3 separate regions of the Homo sapiens genome follow, and all the other regions are linked to region 3. The links are chromatin loops, found by intact Hi-C in ENCODE. Cell type or tissue: ascending aorta. All regions are shown on one strand. Region 1 overlaps COTL1 (coactosin like F-actin binding protein 1). Region 2 overlaps COTL1 (coactosin like F-actin binding protein 1). Region 3 has its middle 27 kb from the start of MEAK7.

What was found. Peaks named below come from ENCODE experiments on the same cell type or tissue, not always from the same donor. Only the 100,000 strongest peaks of a DNase experiment are listed, where the experiment ranks them.
Region 1: it touches region 3 in a loop (4-fold over the local background); 28 of 110 quality-filtered maps call a loop at or near these places.
Region 2: it touches region 3 in a loop (1.9-fold over the local background); 8 of 110 quality-filtered maps call a loop at or near these places.

What each region holds. Positions count from the first base shown.
Region 1 is chr16:84,598,363-84,606,362 of GRCh38, reverse strand. All of the region lies in intron 2 of COTL1 (coactosin like F-actin binding protein 1), which reads left to right. Among named protein-coding and RNA genes, the nearest start is that of COTL1, 16 kb to the left of the region's middle. RefSeq lists enhancers at 2,685-2,894, 2,360-2,924, 2,935-3,054, 6,006-6,155, 6,263-7,084 and 1 more and silencers at 2,946-3,240, 6,390-6,589. In ascending aorta, no CTCF peak of the experiment used is centred here; DNase peaks (open chromatin) are centred at 3,042 and 6,455; H3K4me3 peaks cover 1,862 bases; H3K27ac peaks cover 4,266 bases.
Region 2 is chr16:84,579,099-84,587,098 of GRCh38, reverse strand. The region is part of intron 3 of COTL1 (coactosin like F-actin binding protein 1); the gene reads left to right. Among named protein-coding and RNA genes, the nearest start is that of COTL1, 35 kb to the left of the region's middle. RefSeq lists enhancers at 862-911, 2,896-3,401. In ascending aorta, no CTCF peak of the experiment used is centred here; a DNase peak (open chromatin) is centred at 3,953; H3K4me3 peaks cover 99 bases; H3K27ac peaks cover 2,453 bases.
Region 3 is chr16:84,527,782-84,535,781 of GRCh38, reverse strand. No RefSeq gene overlaps it. Among named protein-coding and RNA genes, the nearest start is that of MEAK7, 27 kb to the right of the region's middle. RefSeq lists enhancers at 1,995-2,671, 2,672-3,350, 3,351-4,028 and silencers at 3,565-3,859, 4,142-4,355. In ascending aorta, no CTCF peak of the experiment used is centred here; a DNase peak (open chromatin) is centred at 3,291; H3K4me3 peaks cover 37 bases; H3K27ac peaks cover 2,496 bases.

The DNA.
Region 1 (8,000 bases), 71 kb before region 3:
TCTGAGAGCTAAGCTCACACAGGAGGGCCCGCCGTCCCCTCCTCCAAAGTAACAGCCCAGTGGCCCACAAGGCTCCCGGCCGCTACCACTGGCCATGTGACTGCTCTGGCCCCAGGCCTCTTACTCCAGAGCCCAGGCATCGCCACCTTCCTCTCCCACTTAAGCAAGTGCCTGTGACTTTTCTGATTCAGCTCAGTGGCCTCAGCAGTGGCAGGTCCCCAGAGGCTGGTTTTTGAAGGCAGGCATGGCACGTCAGCATTTAATATTTTATTTCATGAGTGCATTTTGAAATTAACCTGCCATAGATCTTGTTTTTAGTTCTGTACTTAGTTTATGGTCATCACGCTTTTCTTCATGCACTTATTCTTACTTTGTCTTCTAGGTACTTAGGTAAGCTTCCTTGCGAGCAATAAATAAATAAGTTGATAACAACAATGGTTAACAGTGGACCTTTATTAGGCCAGGCATTAGCCAGGGTCATTGTGTTACTTTCCTATGGCCACTGTAACAAATGACCACAAACTTGGTGAATTAAAACAACATAAATGCATCATCTTATAGTTCTGCAAGTCAAAAGTCTGACATGAGCCTCACAGGACTAAAATCCAGGTGTGGACAGGGCTGCTTTCTCCTGGAGGCTCCAGGGGAGAATCCATTTTCTTGCCTTCTTGTGCTTCCAGAGACTGCCTGCATTCTTTGGCTTGTGGCCACTTCCTCTGTCTTCAAAGCCAGTACTGGCAGGTCGAGTCCTCATGATGCCAGCTCTCTGGTTCTGGCCCTCTTCCCCACCCTTCCCCATTTAAGGACTGCAGTGATCACGTGGGTGTCACCCAGATAACCCAGGAGAATCTCCCATCTCAGGATCCTTACCTTAACCACACCCTCAAAGCCCTTTTGCCATGTGAGGGACATATTCACAGTTTTGGGGTTTAGGACATAGATGTCTTAGGGGCCGTTGTTTTGCCTGCCGCAGTCACTTGTGATTTCATTTAATATGCCCAGTGACCCAGCATCGCGGGCCCTGTTGTTATCCCATTTCACAGCCGAGGCAGTACGCAGGCCAGGCTGCAATTCTTACCTGGCGTGTGTGCTTCTCGCCCCCACTCCTGACACCCCCTGCACCCCAGCTTGCAATGTAAAATCTTTGTGAAACAAGAAGGGAAGACCACGGGAGGCTCTTCTGTGGAACACCGTGGGGCAGACCTAAGGCCCAGGCCCAGGCCATGGGGGGCCGTGGGAAGTGTTTAGAGGCCACTGTTGTTTAGAGGCCATTTCTGCCATTGTTGTTGACACAGAAAGCCTGTGCGTGTGTCTGGGGAGCAATGCTCCTTAATTCCTGAACCCGAGTGTTCCCTCCTGCCCTGGAGAGACTTTCCCAGGAAATCCCGATTTCCCTACTTTTGCCTGCAGGGCTCGCCTTTGGAGGTCTGCTCTGACCCGGAAGCACTTTTCTCCCCGTTTCTGGCTAGAATTCTACGCTGCTTATAAAATGGAGTGTATTGTTCATGGCTTGCAAATAAAAGCTGCTGCTGCTTCAGGCGGGCCAGGGGTCAGCTGGAGCTGGGGGAGGGGTGAAAAGAACCTGGCTTGAGATGCAAAGAGCCAGGCTCCTGGCGGCCCCTGTGTGACCCCTACAGCCACAGCCCCCTCTGGGCCCCTGCCTAACAGAGGGACAGAGAGAGGGCTGTGTCCACCCTGCAGCTCTCTGGATTTGGCCAAACCTGGCTGCTGTGTGGCCCATTCTTGGGAACACCACACTCTCTTCCTGGGTGACTTTGGTCACTCATCCCCCCAACACATATAAACTGAGCACTCACGGTCTGCTGGGCACTCGTGCTGGGAGAGCTCAGTGGGGTGCATCACCATGCACAACCTTGTGAATGGACCGAAACCCACTGAAATGTCCACTTTCACAGGGTGCAGTTCATGCTGTGTAAATAATATCTTAGGATGAAAAAGCATAAAGAAAAAAGGAGGATGAGGCTCCTGGGTGGGCAGGAGGACAGGAACCTAGTAGGGCCATGGGGTGGGGGCCGTGGGAGGGGAGCGTGGGTGGGGAGTGAGGGTGGAGAGCAGGGGGTGAGGGCTGTGGAGGGTGAGTGTGGGGTGGGGAGCAGGGGGTGGGGACCGTGGCATGAGGGCTATGGCCGGTGAGTGTGGATGGGGAGCGCAGGGGTTGGGGAGTAGGGGGTAGTGTAGGTGGGGGCCATGGGGTGAGGGCTGTGGAGCAGGGAGCATGGGTGGGGAGTGGGAGGGGAGCATGGGTGAGAAGGCGGTTGGGGAGTATGGGGTTGGGCCGTGGTGGGGCAGCGGGAGGGAGAGGGGAGTTGCGGGGGTAGTAGGGAGTGGGGAGCATGGGGTGGGGGCCATCAGGGAGGGAGGTGGGTGGGGAGTGGCGGGTAGAAAGTGGGGGGAGGTGGGTAGCTGGCAGGGCCCAGGGTGCAGTGGCCCCGGGAGCCATGTGAGGCCTCTGGGTTTTCCTGGAGCAGTGCGCATTTTATTCTGATCACTTTTGTTTCATGTCCTCCTAGAACTTTGCCTTGGCCCTTTCTGTGGCTCATTCCCAGCTGGGCAGGGTCTTATTCTGCCACTTCTTCTGGGTCCCCAGGCATGATGCGCCAACCCCACAGGCCCTGAGCAGCCCTTTTCCCTGAGCACAGCCCTGCCTCTCCCCTCTGAACTCCCGGCTCCCCCACTGCCTCCATTCGCTTCATAGTCTGTTGCCATTGTCACCGTTGGTCCCAAGGCCGCCTTGTCCTTATCATCCTCACCTAGCGCTTCCCAACACTTCCTGTGTGCCAGGCCCGATTCCCAGGGCATCACCCCCTCAGCTGGCTGATGAGGATCAACGTGCTGTGTCACCGATGAGGAGACCTCCAGGGGGAGGCTTGCTGGTCCCCTGGGCTCTCAGTGGGTCCCCCTGTGTTTACGGCAGAGCTGTGACGCCGTGTTGTACCCACGGCCGGGTTTCCAGTGTGTTCACTCAGAGCCTGGCGCAGAGCCCTGGCTGAGTCACACTTCGTTGCCTCAGTCCTTTGGGAAGAGGGGAGGTTCTGCCTCGGATGTTGCATGGGGTAATGAATAAGTGAATCCGTAGAAGAGTAAAGTGAGTCAGCTGTCCCCGTGGGGGCTGGTGTGCGCAGGCTTGCGGGCTGGAGTGTTGTTAAAGTCCACGGGGAAGGAAAACTGGCTGCGAGTCTGCCCCCACCAACCAGGGGCTCCCAGGCAGAGATGGAGAGGCCTCCGGGGAACTGGGGGGCAGAGAGGGGAAGTCGCTGGGCCATTGTTACATGGGAGGAAAGGGGCAGAGCCAGGACCTGAACCCTGGTCTCCAGGCTCTCATGCCGCTGAGGTTTCAAGCCAGCTGCGTCCCTCTGGGCTACCGTTCTTGGTGCATGTGAAAGGTGGAGAAGCAGCTTCCTTGTTACGCAGGCATCACTGACTCTGGCATCGCTGACTCCAGCAACACTGCCTTTTTGGCCTTCCCTTTCCATGCACTTTTTTTTTTTTTTGAGATGAAGTCTCTGTCGCCCAGGCTGGAGTGCAGTGGCATGATCTCAGCTTACTGCAACCTCTGCCTCCTGGACTCAAGCAATTCTCCTACGTCAGCCTCCCGAGTAGCTGGGATTACAGGTGTGCACCACCATGAATGGCTAATTTTTGTATTTTTAGTAGAGACAGGGTTTTGCCGGGTTGGCCAGGCTGGTCTCGAATTCCTGAGCTCAAGTGATCTGCTCGCCTTGGCCTCCCAAAGTGCTGGGATTACAGGCATGAGCCACTGCGTCTGGCCACATGTGCTTTTATTAAACCACAAATTTGTCAAAACAAATCAGTTGTTATGTCTGTCCATATCCATTCGTTCCTGCCTGTCTATTCATTCCTGCTCTCTGGGGGTGGAAGTCACACTTTAAAAATCCTGACAAAGAATTGGTTTTATTCTTTTTTTTTTTTAATTAAAAGAAAAAAAGTTTTTTGAGACAGAGTCTCACTGTGGCCCAGGCTGGAGTGCAGTGGTGCGATCATAGTTCACTGCAGCCTCAACCTCCTGGGCTCAAGCAATCCTCCTGCCTCGGCCTCCCAAAGTGTTGGGATTACAGGTGTGAGCTGCTGTGCCCATCTGCTTGGTTTTACTCTTATAAAATGGCACCCCCCCCACCCCCATTGAACTGAAACGCAGCTGCAAATTTGGAACTGAAAAGCCTCTGAGAAGTCAAAGATGCCATGTAGATGCCCTTCATTTATTCGGGAAGTATGTATTGAGTACATGTGGGGCATCGTCTGGGTGCTTTGGATGTGCTAGGGAACGAGATTCCTTCCCTCCTGGAGTAGGGCTGAGCAAGCTGAAGGAGGCCTGTAGCTCATTCTGAGCCTTTAAGCTCTTAGTTTGCACACAGTTATCATCAGCTGCATCATATGCCCTTCTGGCTTGTGGTGAGTCGGAAAAAGAGAGAAGGGCTGGTGGAGGAAGGCGTTTTGAACTTGCCAGCAGAGGCTGTTGCTTTGTCTGGAGTTCTGTCACAATCTCCCTCTCAAATTGTCAACAAGAACCCTCTTTGTCCTTACCCTGTTCTCTGGAGGAACTCTGAGTCATCCTTCAAGACCCTGATCAGGATGGGTGCGGTGGCTTATGCCTGTAGTCCCAGCACTTTGGGAGGCCAGGATGGGGGGATCACGAGGTCAAGAGTTCGAGACCAGCCTGGCCAACATGGTGAAACCTGGTCTATATTAAAATACAAAAATTAGCTGGGTGTGGTGGAGCGTGCCAGTAATCCCAGCTACTCGGGAGGCTGAGGCAGGAGAACTGCTTGAACCCGGGAGGCGGAGGTTGCATGAGCCGAGATTGTGCCCCTGCACTCCAGCCTGGGTGACAGAGCAAGACTCCGTCTCGGGGGGATAAAAGAAAAAGACCCTAATCAAACATCACCTCCTCTGCAAAGCCAGTCCTGGTCACAGCTGCCCAGGCAGAGCGGATTTCCTTCTTTCCTTGATGCTCCTGTAACTGCCAGTCACAACTCTTTGCCATAGCAGTAATTTCATGGTATTCACACACTACATTTTTGTTTGCTATGGTAGACTGTATATTTTTTGAAGGTAGGGATTGCATTTTCAGCAAAATCCCTGTATCACAGATTGTCAGTAAGTGTTTGTCAAATAACCAACCCACAGCGATGGAAGAGGCAGCACAACAGTGAAAAGCAGACACAAGAGTATAAAGCAGTGTGTGCCAGGGCTGTTCAGTGATTGGGAGCCAGACGCTGAACCCCTCAGTGGCGCAGCGTCTCCTTATAGATGCTATAGATACTGTAATAAGGTCCTCAGAGCCTCCAGGGACTGCTTTACAGCCACTCTTCTCTAAGTCAGAGGGTGGAGTCAGGTCTAACACACTAACTCCCATTTAAGGAAGTAGAGAATTATCATGAAAGAAAGTGCTAGTGCTTTGTCATAGGGGGAAAACCTTTAGCTCTCGGTTTAATTTGGGTATCCAGATCAGCTTATACCCTGGAGGTTCTGCCGAAGTAATCATCTTTCTTTTCCTCTGGCCATCCTGTACTTCATTTTCTTATGTTCTCTGTCAAGCTAGGAAAGCTGGGTCATTCACACCTAGTGAAAATGCAATGAATCGGGGATCATTTGAGGAGTCTCCTGCGTGGGATATCAAACCGCATTTACAGTGTGAGCTCCAATGCAGAAACAATGTGCCTACACGCAGATACCCACACAATGCGGATCACATAAAGAAACAGAGCCTTGGCCGGGCGCAGTGGCTCGCGCCTGTAATCCTGGCTCTTTGGGAGACTGAGGCGGGCAGTTCACCTGAGGTCAGGGGTTCGAGATCAGCCTGGCCAACACGGTGAAAGCCCGTCTGTACTAAAACTACAAAAATTAGCCGAGCATGGTGGCAGGTGCCTGTAATCCCTGCTATTCAGGAGGCTGAGGCAGGAGAATCGCTTGAACCCAGGAGGCGGAGGTTGCAGTAAGCTGAGATCGTGCCACGGCACTGCAGGCTGGACAACAGAGCGAGATTTCGTCTCAAAAAAAAAAAAAAAAAAGAGCCTTTATTCATGCCCTATAAGGAATAAACCAAAAGGAGTTTAGAAATAAACAGAGTAATGGGTTTCAGTTTTTACACTTTTTAATACTTTTGCAAAGTTTTTTGAGCAGGACAGGAGGGTGTTTTTGGTTTGGTTTTGTTTTTGTCAACTGCAGGGAGTTACGAAAGTCACTCTGAAAAAAGACAGCAAGTGGTATAGTGATATCAGGCCTCTTAGTAATGAGAGCTCTCCCTTCAACTTCAGCAACGAACCTGGCCCCTTCCAGCCCCAGCCTCAGGCCCCCTCCCTCTTACAGACGTGGGCGGCCACTGAGCCCTCCTTCCTCTTTGGTGGCAAGAAGACATTTCTCCTTCCCCAGCCTTGCCCTCTCTCCCCTTAGCAGCCTGCTAGAAGCCAGCCGCTGCCATGGCGACTGCCCAGCTGTCCCCTTGCTCTGGGCAGCAGGATGTAAGAATTCTTTCCCATTTCCTTTCATCCTCGCTCCAGGGAGCTCCCTCGGTGGAAGCTGACAGCTCAGCTTTTTGGTGTGTGGGTTGTTTTTTCCCTTCCTGAGCCGTGTTTGCATAACCTCTCCGGAGTCTCTGTAAAGTTAGGGCAGCTTTAGAGTGAGCTGCAATCTTGCCGCTCTCTGGGGCAACTTCCTCCTGTCCTCCCCTTCCCCCTTTCTTTGGCCTTGCTCTAAAGTTCAGTGTTGGGTGGAAATTCTGAAATGATTCTTTTTTCTTTCCATTGGCCCACAGATAACGTATAAGGTGCCTATGACATGCCTGGCATGGTGATCAGTGCTGGGGCCATAACAAGACCCAGACAGATGTGAAAGTAGCTGAAAAGATCCAAAGGACTTACGCTAAAAAGTTTCTAGGGTGGTGGGGGATCCTTAATTTCTTCATTTTGCTTTTTTGTGTTTCTCATTATTCTACACCTAGTATGTGTTTTTGTAATGAAAAAAGGTTGTTCAAAACATTTGCAAAAGTGTTAAGAAAGTTACACAGTGCTCGACCCATAGCAGATCCTCCTTCCTCGGGGGTTTGGTCCTCCAGCCAGGACTGGCTTTGGCGATACGCAGAGGAGACTAGAATCTCTTTGGGGAAAAGGCAGAGGCCCCCAGTCAATGTGGATCCTGGGTGGGGGCCGCCCTGGTGAGAACACTGGGTGCCTGGTCAGAATCTCTTCCTCAGTGCTGACCTGAGCCTGAGATTTCAAGTTTGGGTGGGAGGGGGAAGGGGGGGAGGGGCAAGCCTTCAGAGCTTAGTGGGGACCATATGCCGTTTGTAACTTTTGGGGAGTTATTAGAGCGGCTCATCCTGGTGGCTTTGGTGATTACAGGTAATTCTTGCCTTTACCCCCCTCCCTAGCCCCTTTGTGGTCATCCTCTGTTTCTGTTGTCACTGGGTTTTCTCCCACATCCCCATCCCTTTGACTGCCCAGCAGCTCCAGCCTGATCACCCCCGACCCCGCTTGGACCCCCCCTGCTTGCTCCCCCCCACCCCTGCCGCTTGGTCCCCGCCGCCCCCACTTGGTTCTCCCGCTTGGTCTCCTGCTTGGTCTCCTTGTGTGGTCCTTCCCACCCCCACTGTCTCTCCTTTACCCCCTCTGGCCTTTCCCTGCCCCATCCCTCTCTCTTCCAGAGAGGTCGGGGTTGGTGGGGGGGGTTGGGGGGGAGAAGGGGAGGAGGAGGCACAGATGGGGAGGAGGTGGGAGAGGCGTAAAGGCACCTCCAGGACCCAGGGGAAAGGTCAGAGGAGAGCCAGGAGAGGGAAAGGCCAGAGAAAAGAGCATGTAACAGCCACCAGGGCCGGCTGCTGAGTTCACAGCTCTGCGCCAGGCGGTATCCTGAGAACGTTAGGATGCTGATTTGTTGACACAGATGAACTTACTTAGTAAATGAAGGCAGAGAACCTTGAAGAGATGACCTGGGCATTGGACTGAGGCTCCCTTTACCTACCT
Region 2 (8,000 bases), 51 kb before region 3:
AGCAGGATGGAAAATGAAAAAGAAGTCCTGTTCTGTGGCCAAAGGTCTCCTGCTGAATTCCGCCCGCCGTGCTTGGCCCACTCCTGGACGTCGCCGGGAGGAAAGGGAGCAGAGGGAGGGGGCTCGCCAGGATGTGTACACGGGGCACCACATTGCAGATCTTGCAATTCTCTTTTGTCTTCCTATTTAAAAAACTGTGGTAAAATACAGGCCAGGCGTGGTGGCTCATGCCTGTAATCCTAGCACCTTGGGAGACCAAGGCAGCCGGTCACCTGAGGTCAGGAGTTCGAGACCAGCCTGGCGAACATGCCAACACAAACCCCGTCTCTACTAAAAATACCAAAAAAGTAGCCAGGCATGGTGGCACGTGGCCTGTAGTCCCAGCTACTCGGGAGGCTGAGGCAGGAGAATTGCTTGAACCCAGGAGATCAACTCAGGAGACTGAGCCGAGATTGCAGCAAGACTCTGTCTAAAATAAATTAAATAAATAATAAAAAATTGTAAAATACAATAACATAAAGTTTACCATTGTAGCCATTTTAAAGTACAATTCAGCTACATTAAACAGAGTTCCAATGTTGTGTAGCCATCACTGCTGTCTAGTTCCAGAACTTTCTCATCACCCCCAAAGGAAACCTCATACCCACTAAGGCAGTCTGCAGAGTTTCTTTCCTCTCTAGAACTCTTTTCAGTTTGGGTAGGTGCGCCGGTGACTGAGGGGGATTGGAGGAAATTAATTCCCTGCTGGGAACCTTTAGGTGGGAGTAGTGGTGATAATTCTTACGTTTGCAAGCTCAAGTAAGTTGAAGCACAAAGAGGAATTGCTTGGCTCTTGGTAGTGGGAAGTGCAGGGGTTTCGGCTTTAGGTGTGGCTAGATCGAGGGCTCATGCAGTATTTTCATCTCATCTCTCAGTTCTGTTTTTCTCTGGGGTTGGCGTCAGGCAGCCTCTGCACAGCCAAAGAAACGGTCCATGCTATGGTGGTCCCTCTGGGTCAGGATCCCAGAAGAGAGAGGCCTCTTTCCTCAGTGTCCGTCAATCTCTTAAGAGGACCCTGATTGGCCCAGCTTGGGTCACGTGCACACGCCTTTGGGCAGGGAGGCGGGGTTTCATGATTGGCAGCTCCAGCGTGATCCCAGTTGTTAGAGAAAGGGATGCTGGTGAATGAAGAAGCGCAGATGTGCATTGCAGTGGGGGAGCTGGAATACTGGCCTGAACTACAGGTGCAGGCTCATATTTTGACCATTATCATTTGCATTTTCCACCTCTCCACTTACGAATGTTAATTATCTGAAGCTGCTACAAGACCTTACATTTATACTGCAGTTGCAAATATAGCCATTTAGGTGACAAAGGGTCCATTCTGCTGGTATAATGCTGTCTTTCCACGGCCGCTAAAACCATGCAGAGACTGGCATGCCTATCAACTTCCCCTCTGCTTCACGGGGATTCAGAGCGGATGTTCTCTAAGGGACCTTCCAGATGGGCCCATTCCGGGTGCCATGTCTTGGGGACCAGGTCACTTCCCCAGCTGCACTTTTTGCCATCATTTCCATATGAAGAAGAAGTAGATTGGCTTTTAGTTTAAGATTACTGTATTAATAAACCCTTGACTTTTTGACAGTAATAAAGTAATGCACATGCATTCTTGTGCTTTGTGTGAAACGTGGAGGGTGTAAATTAATTGCACGGTCATTGATGTGGAGGAACTTGAATCCAGGGGGGCGATTTTTTTTTTTTTTTTTGGAGACAATCTCACTCTGTCACCCAGTCTGGAGTACAGTGGCACAATCTCAGCTCACTGCAGCCTCTGCCTCCCATGCTTAAGCAATTCTGGTGCTTCAGCCTCTCGAGAAGCTGGGGATTACAGGTGTGTGTCACCACACCCAGCTAATTTTAGTGGAGGGATCTGTATGTCACTAACCACCTGCCTGACCATGGGCAAGTCTCTCCCTCCCTGGGCCTCAGTGTCCTCATTTGTAAAATGAAGAATGGGATGAGTTGACTTGCTGTGTCATATTCTATTTTGGCGTATTCTGGAAATTTTTCTTTTCTTTTGTTTTAATGGAGTAATTTGTTTATGAAGGCATTTTACCTTTAAATGAACCTTATTTTACTTTGCCAAGGGGGAAGGTGTAGTACGGTGGACTTTGGAGCCAGATGGCGTGGGTTCAAATTTCAGCTCCATCACTTACTGTGTGGCCTTGGGCACATGGCTTACCCTCTCTGGGCTCAGTCACCTGATGTATAAAGTAAGGGCAATATAGTGCCTGCCTTGTAGGGTTGTGGTGGGGATTAAATGAGCAAATATAGGGAAAGTGCTTAGAACAATGTCTTAATTTCTGGGACCCGGAAGTAGTAGCTGTTATTTCCAGTTTTCTGTTTAGACAACACCGTGATGCACAGTTCACGCAAGAAATGTTTCTACACTGTAGATTATTTCCTTAGGAGATGCTAGATACAGATGCTCAGCTCCAGGACACAGGGCGTGAATCTTGTTGTTCACGGATATTGCCAGCCGTCAGCCACACAGGAAGGGTCTGGCCTCACCCACACTTGCCAGCGCTGACCTCAAAAAGCTCATACTTCACCTGTGGCCGGCACACAGGTGCATCAGCATATGGGGAAACTGAGGCCCACAGCAGTGCTAGGACCTGCCCTAAACTCACAGTTAATGAGTGATAGAGCTGGGGCTAGAGCCTGGAAGAATTAGGAGTGAAGTTCAACTCTGATCCTCTTTAATCTGTATTCAGAGCCTGAGAAACTGAGAGGCGTCTGTGGCTGGGGGAAAACAAGACAAAACAAGACAAATGCCAGCAAGGCCACGGGGCAGCAGGGGCTGCCAGGCAAGCTGGGCAGGGCGATTGCGATGCCCAGACTCCAGTCCGGGGAATGCGCTGAACGCACAGCACGCACGGCTGGCTGGCCACAGCTGTTGTCTGCCACACAGAAGTACCCGGCTGGTGCCCAGGACAGAACCTCGCTCCTATCGTTCTCGTGTCTCTGCAGGATTGTGGGGACAATGCAGTGACCGCTGGTAGTGACCTGCGATGTGCCAGGGCCAGGCTCTCTTGATTTAGAGCCATGCTTGGTCAGTGCTGCATCATGCTTGTCTTGCAGGATGGGTTCATTCACCTGATCCTTTTATTGATTCTTTAACATAATATGAACGTTCACGGAGCCAGGAATCCAGAAGGCATGCAGCTCAGCTTTCAGGAACAGAGGACAACAGAGGCTGCTGCCTCCAAGGAGAAGTGGAGGTGGGAAGGATGGACGTGCCAGGGATGGTGTGAACTAGCCAATTGGAGTCTATTCTGATAGCTTCTGAGCCCCAGGACTAACCAGGCTTAGTGGCGCACACCTGTAATCCCAACATTTTGGGAGACCAAGGCAGGAGGATTGCTTGAGCCCAGGAGTTGGAGACCAGCCTGGTCAACATAGTGGGACCTCGTCTCTACTAAAAACAAAAAAAAATTAGCTGGGGCATGGTGTCGCATGCCTGTTGTCCCAGCTACTCAGGAGTCTGAGGTGGGAGGATCGCTTGAGCCCAGGAGTTGGAGGCTGCATGAGCTGTGCTCGTGTCATTGCATTCCAGCCTGGGTGACAGAGGAAAACCCTGTCTCAAAAATAAGTAAATAAATAAATAAAAATAAACCCCAGGGGCAGGATCGGCTTCATTTCTGGGACCAGATTTAGCCACCCCTCCCCTCTGAGGGCCTCTTTTGGGTACCAATGTGGCAATAATATGAATAACAATAGTTTTATTGTGGCCCTACTATGTGCCTGACACTCTGTGAAGGACTTTCCGTGTATTAAATCATTTGTCCTTCACGAGGCCAGGTCTGCCACTTGCCCTGTTTTATAGATGAGGAGCTTGGGATCCGAAGAAGCTGAGTAACTTGCTCAAGGTCCGGGTGCTTGGACATGGCAAAGCTATGCCTGGAATCCAGGCTGTGGGCTCAGAGCCCCGACACGGCCACTTCACCACACTGCACATTTCCCAAGGCTTCTGGCACCAGGGAAGAGGTTCGAAGGCCGCAAGCAGGGCTGGATGCTCCTTTTGTAGACTCGTGTTGCACATGAAATTAGTTTTTAAATTTCCTGATTCTCGATCTTCCTTGATGGTGGAAGCTTTAAACTGGAACGTGAACTTTTTTGCTCTGTGCTTACTTTAAAAAAGTGCTGCTGTGTGAAATGGAGAAAGTTACGGCGTGTAGGGGAGTGAGACTCAAGTTGATATTCTGGCGCCATCAGCTCACAGGTGTAGGACTTTGGGCAGGTATTTATCACTAGAATTTCTGTGTTTTCACTTAGGAAAAAGAGAATGTAAAATTTCACAGAGTGGTTGGAATGATTAAAGAAAAGCAGTAGGTGTGAAAAGGGCTTCTCCATTTTGATGCCTGGTGAACTATTCATCCTTCAAAACCCGGATTTCTTACCCCATTCTCCTACCAGCCTCAATCAGAATTAATTGTGCCTATATCTGTATCTACTATGGTCTAGATAGTATTATAATTAAGGAATTATAATTAAGTAACTAACAAGGAAATAATCTCCTAAAAGGCAGAAGCCATGGCTGCTTTGTGATTGTACTCCTAGTGCTGGAAGATTACTGTGTGCTAGCACATAACAAGGGCTAAGAAATGAAGAAATGAGGCCGGGCGCCATGGCTTATGCCTGTAATCCTAGTACTTTTTGAGGCTGGAGCAGGTGGATTGCTTGAGCTCAGGAGCCTGAAACCAGCCTGGGCAACATTGTGAGACTGCATCTCTGTTTTAACATAATTTTTAAAAATTAAGAAATGGGCTGGGCGCAGTGGCTCATGCCTGTAATCCCAGCACTTTGGGAGGCCGAGGTGGGTGGATCACTTGAGGTCAGGAGTTCGCGACCAACCTGGCCAACATAGTAAAACCCCGTCTCTACTAAAAATACAAAAATTAGCTGGATATGGTGGCATGTGCCTGTAATCCCAGCTACCAGCTACTCAGGAGGCTGAGGCACGAGAATTGCTTGAACCCAGGAGGCAGAGGTTGCAGTGAGCCGAGAGATTGCACCACTGCACTCCAGCCTGGGCAACAGAGCAAGACTCCATCTCAAAAAAAAAAAAAAAAAAAAAAAAAGAAGAAATGTATCTGCTCATGTAGGCTCTTTGTGTATTACCAGGACAGAAGCTTATAAATGCTCAGTAACTGTTCTCTGCATTAAATTAAATTGTGGAAGCTAATTACACTCAGGGGACTTGGGGCTAGGTTGAAATTTCCAAATCTCTGCTTCTGTTTCAATAGAAAGCAGGAGGCTGAGCGCAGTGGCTCATGCCTGTAATCCTAGCACTTTGGGAGGCCAAGGCGGGTAGATCACCTGAGGTCAGGAGTTCGAGACCAGCCAGGCCAACATGGGGAACTCTCATCTCTACTAAAAATACAAAAATTAGGCTGGGCATAGTGGCACACGCCTGTAATCCCAGCTACTCCGGAGGCTGCGGCAGGAGAATCGCTTGAACCCAGGAGGAAGAGGTTGGAGTGAGCCGAGATTGTGCCACCTGCACTGCAGCCTCGGTGACAGAGTGATACTCCATCTCAACAACAACAACAAAAAATTAGAGAAAGCAGGAGTGAGAGCTGACTGGGGCAGCCGGGAGAACCTACAACCCTCCATGGGATGAGATTTACGAGGCTGCTGCTCCCCCTTGCAAAGCATGAGTTACCACTTAGCACTCTGCGGACCATCCACAGACTGTTCGCTGCCTTCAAAGGGTTTCAGCTGTTTATTTCTATGTGGCGTGTTTACACTTCCTTAAGCCAGTGGTTCATGGAAGGACGGTATTTGCATAACCAGAAGGGCCTTTTTGGCCTGATGCATTTCACCTGGGCCTGGGCTCAGGCCGGGGGCACTTCTTGTTGCTCATGTCATACATACATACATACATACATATATTTATTTGTTTGTTTGTTTGTTTTTAGATGGAATCTCACTCTGTTGCCTAGGCTGGAGTGCAGTGGCGACATCTTGGCTCACTGCAGCCTCCGTCTCCTGGGTTCAGGCGATTCTCCTGCCTCAGCCTCTCAAGTAGCTGGGACCACAGGCACCTGCCACCATGCCCAGCCTAATTTTTGTATTTTTAGTAGAGATGGGGTTTCACCATGTTGGCCAGGCTGGTCTCAGACTGACCTCAGGTGATCTGCCCGCCTCAGCCTCCCAAAGTGCTGGCATTACAGGCGTGAGCCACCATGCCTGGCCTCATGTCATATATTTTTAAAACACAAATTGCACAATTGAAAAATAAAAAGCTCCCATGCAGCCTGTGAATGGTGGGATCAGGTATCGTATATGGAGGGCCAGGCTTATTCATCCATGAGCCGGGGGCTGTACTGACCCCAATATACAGATGAGGAAACTGAGGCTTAGGGAGGACTAGTTCTTGAGCCAAGGTGAGTGTTCAGGTGGAAGCCAGATGGTGGGGGACTGGAGGCCACTTTAAATGTGGGGCTTTTATAATGGGAGGGCAGTGAGGAGCCCTGGGAAGATCTGAAACTCAAAAGCGATGCATCTGCTTTGTTGATCTTTTACTAAAGAGGTTAAGAGCCCTTAGGGGAGCTGAAGTGGGAGGATTGCTTGAGCCCAGGAGTTCCAGACCAGCCTGGGCAATATAGTGAGACCCTGCTGCTACAAAAAATATATGAAAAAATTAGCCGAGCATGGTGTTATGTACCTGTAGTCCAAGCTACTCGGGAGGCTGAGCCCAGGAGGTCAAGGATGCAGTGAGCTATGATCACACCACTGTGAGGATGCAGTGGCACTCCAGTGTGGGCGACAGAGCAAGACCTTGTCTCAAAAACAAGTCTTAGAGGGAAAAACAGTCTCCTAGGAGAAAGAAGGAGATCCCTGCACCCTAGGTTTGGGCCTGGCATGTAAATAAAGCCACCTGAATAAGCAAAGAATTCTGCCCAGCGGGCTGTGACCTGGCTGCCCTCCACCAAACTCCAGACCAGTGCCAGCCCTTGGCCAGCCTGCCCTAGCCTGGTACCTGCCCCAGGCACCTGCCAGCAGCTGGCCTCCGGACGCTGTGGTGCAGTGATTCCCGACACAGTCGCTAGCACGGTATACAGTCGCTGTGCCGTGAGGATGCAGCATTCGAACGTGTACAGGTCTTAACCTGAAGAAATGAATCTGGAGAGCTCTTTGTGTGTGAAGTGCATGTTTCCCAGCCTTCATGAAAGGCCGAAGGCTCACTGCACTCTACATCTTGCCCCTGTGTATGAGTGTCTTTCCTCCCCCTCTTCTCTTCCTCTTCCCTGGACCACTGCATACTTTTGTCCACCTCTTGTCATTCTTTATTCTCGGACATCTTGCCTCGTGAGATTCCCTTATGAAACAAGCACACACGCTTAGTCTTCGCCCCGTGGTGGTTTTATTCTAAGTCGCTGTGGTTTGCCGAAAGGGTTCCGACAAAATGCAGGAGCTAAGTGATCAGCCACTACCCCCCACCTCACACAGAGGGGTCTGCCCCTTCCCGTGGAGCCCTTGCCACAGCCTTTAGCAGAGCAGAGATATAGCCTGTGTCCTTTCTCTTGACATTTCCTAAATGCTTTTTGTTTTTATAATTTGTTTTTGAGATGGCATTTTGATCTTGTCACCGAGGCTTGGAGTGCAGTGGCACGATCTCGGCTCACAGCAACCTCTGCCTCGTGGTTCAAGTGATTCTCCTGCCTCAGCCTCCCAAGAAGCTGGGACTACAGGTGTATGCCAACACACCCAGCTAATTTGGTATTTTTAATAGAGATGCCATGTTGGCCAGACTGGTCGCGAACTCCTGACCTCAGGTGATCCACCTGCCTGGGCCTCCCAAAGTGCTGGGATTACAGGCATGAGCCACCATGCCCGGCCTGTTTCTATTATTGTAATGGCCAAATATTATTTTGTAAGTGGATGTAGTACAACATATGTAAGTCTGTGATACCCATTTTGTGTGTGTGCACACCTCTGTATGGTGGTGTGTGTGC
Region 3 (8,000 bases):
CTTAACTCCTATATCAGCATTTAGAAATCTTGCCTAGAATTACATCAAAGGGGCAGCTATAGGCAGTAAAACTTCAGAGGACAGAGAAAGTTCGGCATGACTAAACAACATGAAAGAAAAGGCATTCCTGGGGCAGGTGGTCAACAGAGAGCCTTTGGGGGGATGGGAGCAAACGCCTTTAAACTCCATGCTACTGGCCCAAGAGCAGACGGGGCCCAAGGCCCAGGGAGGGCTGTTCGTAGGGCAGATGGTACAGTCCAAGAATCCAAAAGGCACTAACACAGGCGGGATGATGAGGAGGAGTCCAGATCAGATCAGGACAAAGAGACATAGGCCTTTCTCTTCACCAAATGTATCAGCAATGCAGTGAGAGGGGCCAGGCAGGACCCTGACATTTCTTGCTAATGTGTCCAAACACTTGCAGCTTTGGCTATATTATGTTTAATTAACTGGAATTAACTGAATACCGTACTCATTCTCCATGGTGGTTTCAAATACCGCCCTCCAATTCTTTATAAACTCTTAGGTTAGAAAGAAGAAGAAAAGAAAAGAAGAAGGAGAAGAAGAAGGAGAAGGAGGAAGAGGAGGGGAAAGAGGGGGAGGGGGAGGAGTGGGAGAAGGAGGAGGGAGTAGGGGGAGGGGGGAGGAGTGAGAGAAGGAAGAGAAGTTGGGGGAGAAGGAGGAAGAAGGGGAGGGAGGAGGAGTGGGAGAAGGAAGAGGAGTAAGGGGAGAAGGAATAGGAGCAGGAGGGGAGGAGTGGGAGAAGGAGGAGGAATGGGGAGAGGAGGAGGAGGAATGGGGGGAAAAGGAGGGCGAGGAGGGGGAGAAGGAGAAAGAAGAAGATGATTTTGGATTGGATAAAACCGTTCTGTGTGCAGCATCCGAGTTGCTGGGGCTCCGAGTGGAAGGGGATCAGTCAGCGGTGACCATACAGGGGGCTCTCTTAGCTGGCTGTGTCTGCCCAGGTCAGGAGCACATTGCATCTAGGCACCATGCTGAGGGCTGATGGGGCATGGGCGTATCAGAGATAGCCTGCCTCTCTGCCTCTTTCCAGATCGCTCATTAGACTGTTGGCCAGGACATGCTGAGCCCATAGCCCTGTGACATGTCACCCCCTTGGGTGGCCATCAGTCCTGCCCATGAATCAGTAGGTTCCCATTCAGGGCTGTCTTGCAACAATTTGGAACCCACCTAACTGGATTAAATGTCAAGGAAATAATGAGAGACCTTGCCAGCCATCTGACATCCAGGTTCACTGTGTCTGTTGCCTTTTCCTGGTTGACAGCCTTTTGTAGCCTGTTGGAAATAGGTTGGCATGGTGCTCTTAGTGTCATGGAGATCAGGCTTAGGTTGTGAATGGGTCTAGATCTGAGTCACAGCATCTCCACTTATGGGCTCTGTAGCCTTGGGAAAGTCACTTAACCTGTCTGAGCTTCCCTTTTCCTCAGCTGGAAAATGAGAATAATAATATTTCTTTATCCCCCCAAGATGGCTATGAGGCATAGGGAGATAATTTGATCTTTAATGATCTGGAAATCATTCGATAAAGTTGCCTGGCATGTAGTGATGGAAATTACTAATATTATTATTAATTCATGTGACTTCGTCATGAACATGAATGATTTCTTTTCCAAGTGTTTCCCGCTTTCCAGGTCCTCCATTGAATAATCCATTCTAGAGTCCTGGCTGGGGCTCACATCAGGCTTGTTTGTTAATCATACCTGAAATAATGCTGTTTCCCCTGGCTCTTTAGTGACCAGAGCTCACCTAGTTTTTCAGGCTTGCACAATAGGTGCATAAAGAGTGAACATCAAAGAGACAACCATGCACTGTAATAAATCACAGAACATCTACTGAAGAGAACATCACTCATTTAGTAAATACTGGTGGGATGCGTGCATGATTTCAGCCACTAAAAGTTATGTTATGAGGCTGGGTGCAGTGGCTCACATCTGTAATCCCAGCTCTTTGGGAGGCTGAGGTGGGCAGTTCACTTGAGGTCAGTTGGAGACCAGCCTGGCCAACATGGCAAAACCACATCTCTACTAAAAATAAAAAAAAATTAGCCAGGCGTGGTGGCACGCACCTGTAGTCCCAGCTACTTGGGAGGTGGAGGCAGGAGGATCACTTGAACCTGGGAGGCAGAGGTTGTAGTCAGCCAAGATTACACCACTGCACTACAGCCTGGGCAACAGAGTGAGACTCTGTCTCAAAAAAAAAATTATGATATCAAGTGAAAAAAAATATAAAATTGTATAATTCTGTGTTGCTTCACTTCATGTGACAAGATTATAATTAAGATGTATAAATAGTCACAGGTTAAAAAAAGGAAAGAAAGGAGGGCGATTCACAGAACTGCTAGGGGTGGCCGTATTCCAGCTGCATATATGTGGTTGTGCAGACAGAAGTTAGTATAGCAGGCTTGAGACTGCTATCTTTCGGAAGACCTGCTTGCTAGGTTGACTCTTGGCTGGTGTCTGGGAACTTGGCACTTGAGCTGTTTCCTAAATGATAAAAGTGGTTCACTGTGCTTAGACCACAAACAATGTGGTTCGTGCTAAACACGTGCTTCCCTTCGGGAGCTGGGAATTTGGTACCTGCTAAGAAGAAGGTGCCAACTGACCAGCCCTTAGAAAAACTCTGGGGTGCTGAGTCTCTGATGGGCTTCCTTGGACAGAAGCCTTGCAGACACACAGCTGCATTTTTGTTGATGGGGACGGAATGTGCTCTGTGCAACCCTTCTTGGGGAGGGGAGGGCGTGAGAGAGCCTCATAATGGACTCCTGCAGACTCCAACTCTACGGTTTCGCCTTTTGAGCTGATTGTGTATCCTTACTGCACTGTTGTAAATAAATCTTAGCCACACATACAGCTACCTGAATATGCCGAAGCCCATATGAATTCTTTTAGCAAATCTATGAATGTGAGGGTGGTCTTCGGGACTCCCAGCATAATCTGTGTGAGGTTTCTTGCTTCTCTCTTCTGGAAGGTGGTTATGTTACTTTCATAAGGAAAAAAAATAAACACGCTTCTAAATTTTGCCAAATGAATGTGCAGCTATGATGTTCTGACAGTCATAAGGTTGTGTTCCTGGTGCCGCATCCTCAGCGGGAGTTTCCAGTAGCCGCTTAGCTGGCAGCTTCCTTCCTGCCCTGGCCTTGGCTCTAACATCCCTCCTATGGAGATTGTCAGAAGCCACCACTAACTCTCTTCCTACTGGGCCGCAGGCAGGAAACGACCCAGATAGCCTGGAGCTGAGGCCTTGCCCTGAAAGGGAACCGCACATGAATGCAACAAGACACAAGAACTCCCAAATATGGACATGAGATGTTAAGCAGCCAAGAATGTGCTTTTAGAAATGGTACCAAGTTCCTCGGCTGCTCCTGGGGAATTCCTCTCGGGAATGCGGAGGCGAATGGTCATTCTTTTCTGGAAAGGTCACTGCTTGTGTTAACATTCACCCTCCCAGTGAGTGCCCTGGCTGAGCTTGTGAATGAGAGAATCAGAATGGAGGGATTTCAGCAAGCAGAGGGGACTAAAGGGACATTTTGCCAAAAATGCAAACCCAGCAGCCAAGATTGCAGTCATTTTCAATAAATGTCAAGCTGCAATACATTTTCAAGTTGCAATCAGTTTGCAAGTTGGTAACATTTTTGGGTTCCTTTGTTCAGGTTCTGGCTTGTCTGCTTGGAGGGTGCGTTCATCTGGAGTGTCAAGACTGACCTGGGGGCGGAGGTGTGGGTGGCGCCGGGGACTTGTTCACCTGGGAAGGATACCACGTCTCTCAGCCTTTGGAAGGAGTGAATGGATGAGCAAATGAATGAGTGCATGAGCAGGCATGATGCTTAGAAACGCAGTGAACCAACTCCGATCCCAAACTGCAGCAGGCTTCATGACAAAGGGAGCAGAACGTACTGGTGAGAACAAGGGCTGTGCTGTCAGACAGACTTGGTTTCCAGACCTGCCTCCACCACAGTGAACTGGGACAAGCCATGCATCTGACTTGTGTATTGGCCACAGATATCTTGGGCAAGATCTCTGAGCATCTGTTTCCTCATCTGTCGCATGGTGCCCATCATTTCTACTTTGAGGGGCACTGTGAGATGAAATGCAATCATGCATGTCAAGTGCAGGCACTCAGGCAGCTACCGGCTCCTCAGGGTTTATTAGGAGGGCACATCAGGAGGAGGGTAAAGTTTCTACCTTCCAGCTGGGTGTGGCTCACACCTGTAATCCCAGCACTTTGGGAGGCTGAAGTGGGAGGATCGCTTGAGACCAGGAGTTAAAGTCCAGCCTGGGCAACATAGCGAGATCCCGTCTCTACAGAAAATAGGAAAATTAGCTGGGTATGGTGGCATGCGCCTGTGGTCCCAACTACTCAGGAGCCTCAGGTGGGAGGATCGCTTGAGCCCAGGAGGTTGAGGCTGTGGTGAGCTATGATCGTGCCACTGTACTCCAGCCTGGGCGACAGAGTAAGACCCTGTCTCAAAAAAAATAGTTTCTACATTATGGTGGGGGCAGAAAGGAAGGGTGGGGAAAGAAAATTAACCTTTATCAAAATCAAAATGTACCAGGAACTTTAAATTTTATTTAATCCAAATCGGAAGTCTTTTCAGGTGGGGTTGGCCTTTTCAAAAATTAATGTACACATGAATTCCTTAGAGATTTCATTAAAATGTAGACTCTGATTTAGCAGGTCCCAGGTTGGGGGCTGAGAGTCAGGATTTCCTTTTTTTTTCTCCCTGCCTGGCTAATTTTTAAATGTTTTATAGAGACAGGGTCTCATTATGTTGCCCAGGCTGGTCTCAAACTCCCGGGCTCAAGCACTTGTCCTGCCTCAGCCTCTCTAACTAAGTGCTGGGACTACAAGTGTGAGCCATGCCACTCAGCCCCACCTGCATTTCTGTCAAGCTGGAGGGTGATGCTAATGCTCCTGGTCTGTGACCACACTTTGAAAGACAAGAAGGTAGGCAACTCTTACTGTGCCCATTGCATAGATGAGGAAACCGAGGCTCAATGAGGAAACCCAGGACTGTCTGGCTCCAAAGCCCGTACTCTTTCTCTTGTGTGGCTCAAGGTTTCTCAGTGGCTGATGACCGTCTGATGGGCGTATGCCATCAGGGAAGGGTGACACACCCAGAGGATTGAAGAGTCTCTTCAGAGAGGATGGGCAGGTCAGAGGGACCAGAACAGGATGCCAGAGCACCCAGCAAGCTGCAGCAGGTGTGAGAGGAGAGAATGGTGTCAGGGAGTTTGCGAGCCAGCGACGCAGCATGGGATGAGGTTTACAGACAGGAGCCAAGACCATAGCAGAAGAATGGAGCCACTGCTGAAAGCAAACCCAGTGTGAGTGGCGCTGAGGGGAGGGTGACGGGTGCCCTGGCCTCTGTCTCCTGCCAGCCTCTGAGCTCCTGCTAGTGCCTCCCACTGGCCAAATCCAAGGGAGCCTAAGGGACGAGATCCTAGAGATCAGCTTTCCGGGCTGGAGAGCAGAGAAGAGAAAGATCGAGAATGGGTGGGGAAGGGCACACAGGAAGTAGTTGGCATGTCCTGGAATCCCAGATCTGCTACTTACTAGACACATGGTCTTGGGCCAGACATTATCATCTCTGAGCCTTGGTTTCTGTCACTGCAAAGTAGAGCAAATAATAGGCCCTTTCCCACAGGCTTATGGCAAACATCATCAAGGTACTGCACGTCACCGCCACTTGTAATAACCCTGCTGATCAGGAAAGAAGTTTTGGGAAAGGAAACTCAGATGCCAAGAGCTAAAGATACAGTGGTTCTGTTAAAAGTGTCAAGAGTTCAAGCTGGAGTTCTGCTTTGCAAATAACAAGACCTCCAGGCCCTCTGTAATGTAGTGGTGGATCAGTCCCAAATCACCAGCACTCTGCTCAAGCATAGCAACTGTCTCCACATTTTGATGGTTTACATACAGTGCAGAGGCTTTGAAGATGCTACTTGATGCAGCTTTGGCTGCATCTGATGACTCTGGTGGAGAAACAACTGAGTAGACAGGGAGCTGCAAAACAACAACCCGTTCCTGTCACTGTCTCAATGAAGGACCCCGCTACATTCCCAGATGTACATTCCAGAAACCCAGGAGGCATCTTGATGGCACCGAGTCCAGCTCCCTTCCACTTCCAGCCCTCTAGTCAAAGCCCCTGCCATCCTACACCTCCTCACTGGGTTCCACTCTTTCCATCTATTCCCATACAGCAGCCAAAGTGACGTTCCTACAATGCATAGCTCAGCATGACACTTACTGCTGAAACCTGTGAGCCCCTCCCATTGCTCTGAGAACGCGGTCCTACAGGCCCCTCCTGAGCTGGTCTTGCCCACATCTGTCCTGGCTTGCTCTTCTCCAACGAACACCTGCTTCCTTTAGACTCTCCACATGGCTCTTTCTCCTTCCCCAGGCCTCCCTATAGCCTGGACTGATGTCCATTCTCTCCCCTCATCCATCTTTTCCTCTCCATCTCCTAGGTCTCAGCTGGTCTTTCACCTCCTCAGGAAGCCCCTCTTCTCCCTGAGTGGTTGCCATCCAGCTGTTATATACCCTGTGGGCCCTGTGGTGTTTTTCTCCTCAGCACTTGTGACTAAGGGATTATGTGCATAATATGGGGTTTGCTGGTATCTTCCCTTTAGAGTGGCAGAAACCGTGTCCATCACCACACTTTGGCAGTGCTTAGCCTGGTGCCCAGCAAGGAGTAGGTGCTCCAGAAAGATTTGTTGGATGAGTGAATGAGAAAATAAAGAAATGACAGCCAGGTGCGGTGGCTGTCATGCCTGTAATCCCAGCACTTTGGGAGGCCAAGGCGCGGGAATCACTTGAGCCTAGGAGTAGCCAACATGGCAAAACCCCATCTCTACTAAAACTACAAAAATTAGCCAGGTGCGGTGGTGCATGCCTGTAATCCCAGCTACTCGGGAGGCTGAGGCAGGAGAATCACTTGAACCCGGGAGGTGGAGGTTGCATTGAGCTGAGATCGGGCCACTGCACTCCAACCTGGGTGACAGAGTGAGACCCTGTCTCAAGAAAAAAAAAAAAAAAAAAGAAAAGAAAGAAAATGAAGAAATGAGACACGCTCTCCATAGGCACCTTCTGTCTCTAGCTCCTAAGTCTTCACACTCACGGTTTCAGCACGGGAGGAGCTGAAACACTAGTTCCCTCTTTGAAGTCATGAACATCGAGGGTTTGGGTGTCCAAGTGAGAGAAGTAACCCACAGAAACAGTTGTGACCCCTTTATGACCTTTATAAAAGCCATAGGCAGAAATCACAAGCCCCCTGTGGCCCATATATGGATGGCGCTAAGTGAGCTTGGCAGCTTCTGCAGGCGGTGCAGCATCCCTGCAAATTCACTCCAGCTTTCAAAGAGGGGTCAGGTGGGGGTGGTCTGGCAGGTGTATGGAACTGGGCAGAAAGACAGGCCTATGAGAGATGCCCTGTTGCACCCTTAGGAAGAGCGGGCACTGTCCTAGGAGCTCTTGTTCGTTAGGTGCCCAAAGTCTGAAGCAGGTGTCACCCACCCACATCTTACAGATGGGGAGAGTGAGGCTAGTTAGATAGCTGGCTCAGGTCACACAGCCAGTGGATGTGCAGAGCGTGGCTCCTTGGCCCCAGCTCTTTGTCCCCACGCTCTGCTGCCTCTGGCTGATGGGGAGCACTTTACAACGAGCTGCCCCACGCACAGGCCTTCAGGATTTCTGCTCTGTCATGTGATTCAGTGAGTGACCTTGGGCATCAGCCCAACCCACTTCTCTTTTCTTGGTGTCTCCTTTCTGTTCTCTGTGATCTAGGGCAGTGGCTGAGGACATCAATTCTGGAGTTAGATCCGAGGTGTGAGCCCCCAGCTCCTCCCCTCCTGTGTGATTTCGAGCAAGTCAGACCACCTTTCTGTGCCTTGATTTCCTCATATATAATATTTGCATAATACCTGAGCTTGCTTCATCAAATTGTGGAGATGATGACATAAGTCACTGCTGGTAAAGGCCTTAGA